Linked DNA regions of Homo sapiens: region 1 is linked to region 2. A link is an interaction called in ENCODE POLR2A ChIA-PET data of the cell type or tissue named here. Cell type or tissue: GM12878. All regions are shown on one strand. Each heading gives the region's core, and the rest is flanking DNA. Links, peaks and the distances in the headings are about the cores only.

Region 1 (2,926 bases), core at 152-2,651, 340 kb after region 2:
CTCATAATTTACAATTTCCCAACAGTTCCTGCACCTTAGAATTTTGCTTCGATGTGTGTAGACTCAGCAGCATGTTGTAGGCACGTTGATGTGTTCCAGCCATCCACTTATATAAACACTATTGTCTTATAGGAGACTATACATTCTGACTGCAGTTTACCAAAAAAAAAAAAAAAAAAAAAAAGGAAAAAATGGAGTAATTGTACTAACTCTAGATATAATACAAAATAAAAATACCTAGAGTATTTCACACATACTAATGCATTGATGGTAGATAGCTTTTTAAGTTTGTCCCTTAAATAATCAAAGTAATAGAATATTTGGAATTATTAAATGTTAGCACTGAAAGGAGTCAGGAATTTATAAGGATCAGCTTAATACAGTCCCTTTTTTTTCTACTTTTTTTAAAAATTTAGGTATGGAAACGAAGGCCCACATGCAATTGGCTAGTTAATAATAAAATGAAACCTTGAAATTATATTTGCTGACTCCTAGTCTGATATGTCTTTCACCTCACCACAGGGTGTTTGTTTTTTGTTGTTGTTGGTTTTGGGGGGTTTTTTGTCATTATTTATTTTTGTTTCTAGCTATTGTTGATTTTTAATGTTTGCATTTCACAGAACAAGAACACCCTTTTTTTCCAAGTATTCTGTGATTCAAAACTCTAGTACACTCTGCCTTGTAGCAAATTGGACCTAACTTTTTTTTTTTTTTTTTTTTGAGATGTAGTTTCGCTCTTGTTCCCCAGGCTGGAGTGCAATGGTGCGATCTCAGCTCACTGCAACCTCTGCCTCCTGGATTCGAGCGATTATCCTGCCTCAGCCTCCCGAGTAGCTGGGATTATAGGCACCCGCCACCACGCCCAGCTCATTTTTGTGTTTTTAGTAGAAACGGGGTTTCACCATGTTGGCCAGGCTGGTCTCAAACTCCTGACCTCAGGTGATCCACTTGCCTTGGCCTCCCAAAGTGCTGGGATTACAGGCATGAGCCACCAAGCCTGGCCTGGACCTAACATTTTTATAAACCCCTGATTTGCTCAATTAAATGTGAATTTCCAGGTTAGTTGACTTTGATTGGAGACCCCCATACAGATGGCAGGGGAAGTTATAGTGGTACAATATCACACAACTACTCACCTAGAGTTCTGTAGACCTACTTGAGTTTGTATGAAAGACAGCTTCTTTGGCTTGACCTTTTTACTTGTCTACTGGTGGAAAGCCACAGTAGACTAGGTCTCAGGGAACTGCCACCACCCTGGTCCCAAGGCAGACCCCTCCACAGCCATCGCCCAAAGAGTACAGTGGCTAGGGTTGGGGCAGCAAGGTAGTGAGAAGAAGGTATGGCAGAAATTGCCAATGCCAGGACTAAAAGGACCTGCCAGCTAGTGGTGGATTTGGAATTCCTCTTTCATCAGCAATACTGTAAGTCCTCTTATCCCCCAGTTTTCCTTCTGCACCAGCTCCCAGGATGGGATTAAAAGGAGAGTGTTCCCAAAAGCTACTTCCAGGGCAGGGCTTATGATATACCAAAGTTCAAAAAACAGTTACAAAACAGTAGATCCAGTGTAAATGGCAATATTACGTATATGTCTGTGCTTCCAAATTGTCTACCTTTTATATAGTATGATTTGCATAATAAGGCATAAAAGGAGTAAGTGCTACTTTTTTTCAAAAAGGCTGTGACTGGGCCAGAGAAAATTTGGATGACTGCATTGTTCAAAATCTGGTTGGCTCTGATAGATTTAGTTGTAGATATAAATATATTTTTTAATCATGTCTTCTGGTTTAAATATAGACACTGAATTTCAGAAATCCCAGTTTATGATAAGTACTGCCTTTCAGGGTGTTTGTCTCCATTACATCTAGTTCTAAAAAGATATGTAGTTCTGTATCAGTTTAATTTCAGTTTTCTTGTTAGGCCATTTTGGCGATCATTCCCCACATATTGTGATGACAACTACTTTTATATCATGTGGTGTGGTCGGTATTGTTATGTATATAACAGAAAAGTCACCATAGACAAGTCAAAAGCAATTTGATGCAAACTACCCATTATCCAAGTTTTGGTAGCAGTGAAACAGACATGTTTCATGAGAGAGGATTACTGAGAAGACAGCTGTCATTTAACATTCCTAACACTAGAAAAAAACCATAAAGCTAGATGGCTACTCTAAAATGTTATTGATCAGTTCAGAGCATTCAGTTAATTATGTTAAGTTTTCATCGATTTGAAGTAGTTTCAGGGGAGATCTCTGCATTAGTGAAATGTTTTTATTTTAAAAATATTTTTTTAAAGGAATATAGTTTACTTCTTTCAAATAATCCCACAAATTTAGTATTCCAAAGAGACCACTTTGTGATTCTTTAAATTAATAAATAAGAAATATTTTCTAAGGCATCAGTAAGACTTTAAAATGAAAACATCATTGTTTAACCATAGGAAAAAAATTTAACCTATCTGGTAGTTAAAGCAATACAAATTTAAATTCCAATCAAGTGTTATTTTCACCTATAAAATTACTAAAAATTTTTGATTTGAGAATACAGAGAGTTGGATAAGCATATAAATTTTAGAAAGAGGCTAATAGTTCATATCGTTTAGCTCAGCAAATCAGCTTCTGGAAATCTATTTTGAGGAAATAATCTTAGAGACAGAAAGATCTCTTTGCACAAAAATGTTCACTGCATTATTATCAATAATAGAAGAAAAAGCTTGAATATCCATCATTAAGGAAATTAATTATATAAGTAAATCATGGTGTACACGCGCAGTAGATTAATACCCAGCTGATAAATGTGATTTACGCAGAATTTATAACAGTGTGGAAAACACTCATTATTAGGAGGAAAAAAATAGTAACAATTTTATATAAGTTAGGAAGTCAGCCCTATTTTGGAACTACATATTAATGAAGATAGAAGGAGAT
Region 2 (2,926 bases), core at 293-2,792:
GATTTAAAAAAACATTTCAAATTCTAGCATGTTGTAGGATTCTATTGCCCTTTCTAAAAAGTACATCTTGCTTATCCGATTTCTAACAAAACTATTTAATTTGAAGAAGGGAGAATGAATTTGGATAAAAAGCAAAAATTTAAAGGTACTCAAATTTAGGCAAACCATTAAAGCAATCTTAGTTTACAGTTAATTGGGTAGAATGGTCAACACTTTCTTCAGGTTAGTTCATGGAGTGGATATGCATTGATAGAACAACTTAGAGATGCTTTTACAGTTGAGAAAGCTCATTATATTTGTTATCTTTAAGAATCAGCTTATTTATTTCATATGTTTGTTCTTTAAGAAGACCAAAGAGCCCTGCAAATGAATGTTGATTTGTTTTTTTGTTTGTTTAATTTTTTTGTAGAGATAAGATCTCACTTTGTTATGTTGCCCAGGTTGGTCCTGAACTCCTGGCTTCAAGCAATCCTCCTGCCTTGGCCTCCCAAAGCTCTGGGATTACAGGTGTGAGCCACCACACCTAGCCGGGACATCAATTTGTTAAACAAATGTAGTTGAACATAAAAAGATGAGTTCATGTGGTATTTGCCCTTGAGAATCCCATAGAAAAGCACAAAACAATAAAGTTATAAGCAACAAGCACAAAACAATAAAGTTATAAGCTCACATTGTATGACGGATTGTTTAGATGAGTTGGAGAGTGCTTCCATGGAAAGTAATATTTAGGCTGTGTCTTAAAATATCTTATAGGTGGATTTAAAGGCAATTTAAGCACTGGTGGGGTGGGGGGAACCAAAACAAAACCCATAAGCAGTGGTTATTGCATTGTGAAAAACCATGTCTTACACAGAGAATGATGAGTCACTGTGGTGGTGTTTTGAATAAGGGAATGGTCGGAGAAAGGTAGCTTGAGAATGCTTGGGCTCCGAACTTGGTGACGCTGGATTTTTCGTGGCCACTTTGCCAACCAGAGACCTCCACAGCCAGTGATGCCCCCTGATCCAGGCCTCACTCAGCCCTGGGCCTACCACTGGAGGCGCCCTGCCCACTCGGTCCACCTGTGCTATAGCATTCGGTGGTTCCCAAGCTCTTGTCCCACATCCAAGAAGCATGAGCTTACACTGACAATTAGAAGGGTGAGGATGGGCAGAGAAGAATTTTCTTGAGTGATGGAACAGCTCTCAGTGGACAGGGGATGCAGGGGGTGGTCCCCCCACCCCTGTAGTTGGGTGGTTTCTCTCTCTCTGTGTGTCTGGGTCTGGGGCTTTTTAGGGTCTCAGAATGGGGAGTGCATGCTGATTGGTTTGTGAGTACACAAAAAAGGTTAAAATGAAGGCACCATTCAAAGGTAGGCACGACAGTGTAGAAAACCAATAAGGAAAGGGTAGGTTAAAGTAAAATTGGTGGAGGAGGGGGGATCAATCAGAGGGAAGTGTGCCAAATGAGAAGACAGGTTCTCAATCCGGTCCGTGGATTTGACTTGTAGCTTGGCTTTCAGGCTTTAAACTGTCTTTGGTTTGAAAGTGGGGTTTCACTGGGGACCCGACACCCTCTGCCTAGGCATTTGTCTGCCTCCTGCTGCTATCATTGGCATAAGTTATTCAACCTCTCTATAGGTTTCAGTTTCCTCATTTATAAAGTGATGATGATAATAATAGTGTTGTGAGAATGAAAAGAGGTCACAGGTTTAATCAGCACAATGCCTGGCACATAGTATCTGTTCAATATATAGTATTATTAACTTTATTACTATGATAGCTATGAGAAGGCAAACCTCAGGCTTACGTAGACTGCTATTTGCTTAAGGCCACAGAGCTAGTAAGTGGCAGAATTGTGACTCGAACCACATCATCTGACCAGTTTTTTTCAATAAACCATAACGTCAGTGGCCTCTAGCCTCATTTTCTGCTTCTGGGTCTGTACTGTAGTTGTTTAGTTAATTGAAAGGAAAGCCACTTAGAGCTAAAGTTTGAGACTCATCTGGAAGATAGCCTATTAAATCTGAGAAACATGCCGTACGCAGCAGAGTTTTACAGAGAGAATGGGGAATATGGGGCTAATGTAGTGAGTCTGTCAAGTGGAGGTAGGCTGGGAGAATTTCTGCTGTGTATCTATGTTGTATTGTCAGATGACTCCTAAGATGCATCCATTTTGTCCAATGGAATGGAATTTGAAATTCCTATTATGGTTATTTTAAAGGAGGGACTGCTAAATCATATAGAGATGTATGACCATTGTGCCTTCCTTTCTTGCCTTTTTTTTTCCCACTTCTACTGGAGCTAAGGTGCATGAAAGTGAGTTGCACTTGGAAGGGCACAGTAGGAGCAGATCATTGGATGTATCCAAAGAGCCACCATCTGTCAGCTTTCCTGTTGCTTTAAGAAAACTTGTTTTCCAGCCCTATCAAGAGAGAGAAAAAAAAAAACCCTGAAACTTGTGTAGCCCAACTTTAATTAAGTATAATTGAACACACATGTGATTGTGGACGAGGGCCTGTCAGTTTTTTCCAATACAAGAATAATATATATCCCATATTTATTTTTGAAACCACTTTGCTTTTATTTGACTGCATCTCAGCATGGTAGCACCAGTTGTTTTATTTTTTTCTAACCCTGACAAAGCAGAATGTTTTGTTTGGCTTTTTAAAAAGGCAATAGTGCATGTAGTTAAGACCTCATTTACTTTATCTGATGAAACAGTCTCTGAGGAGTGTCTATTTTTTGGTAAATCCACTAAGAAAACTGGGTTTAAAACGAGGTCATTTTTAAAAATACTGGTTTCAGTTTTTAAACAATGTATGTACCTTTGTGATTTGTAATGTATATTTTTGTGGTTCTTTTTAGGTTAACCTTAAAGTAAGTATTAATTGTGAGATCATATAGGTTTACAAAGTTCTTTCTCCCTTGTGAAATATATTTTATGT

The links. ChIA-PET counts read pairs that join two places held together with the same protein. Peaks named below come from ENCODE experiments on the same cell type or tissue, not always from the same donor. Only the 100,000 strongest peaks of a DNase experiment are listed, where the experiment ranks them.
Region 1: POLR2A ChIA-PET joins it to region 2 with 5 read pairs; 2 of 35 experiments call an interaction of 5 or more read pairs at or near these places.

The regions. Positions count from the first base shown.
Region 1 is chr6:21,129,522-21,132,447 of GRCh38, forward strand. All of the region lies in intron 13 of CDKAL1 (CDKAL1 threonylcarbamoyladenosine tRNA methylthiotransferase), which reads left to right. Among named protein-coding and RNA genes, the nearest start is that of LINC00581, 380 kb to the right of the region's middle. In GM12878, for the core only: no CTCF peak of the experiment used is centred there; no DNase peak of the experiment used is centred there.
Region 2 is chr6:20,789,567-20,792,492 of GRCh38, forward strand. The region is part of intron 8 of CDKAL1 (CDKAL1 threonylcarbamoyladenosine tRNA methylthiotransferase); the gene reads left to right. Among named protein-coding and RNA genes, the nearest start is that of CDKAL1, 260 kb to the left of the region's middle. In GM12878, for the core only: no CTCF peak of the experiment used is centred there; a DNase peak (open chromatin) is centred at 1,782.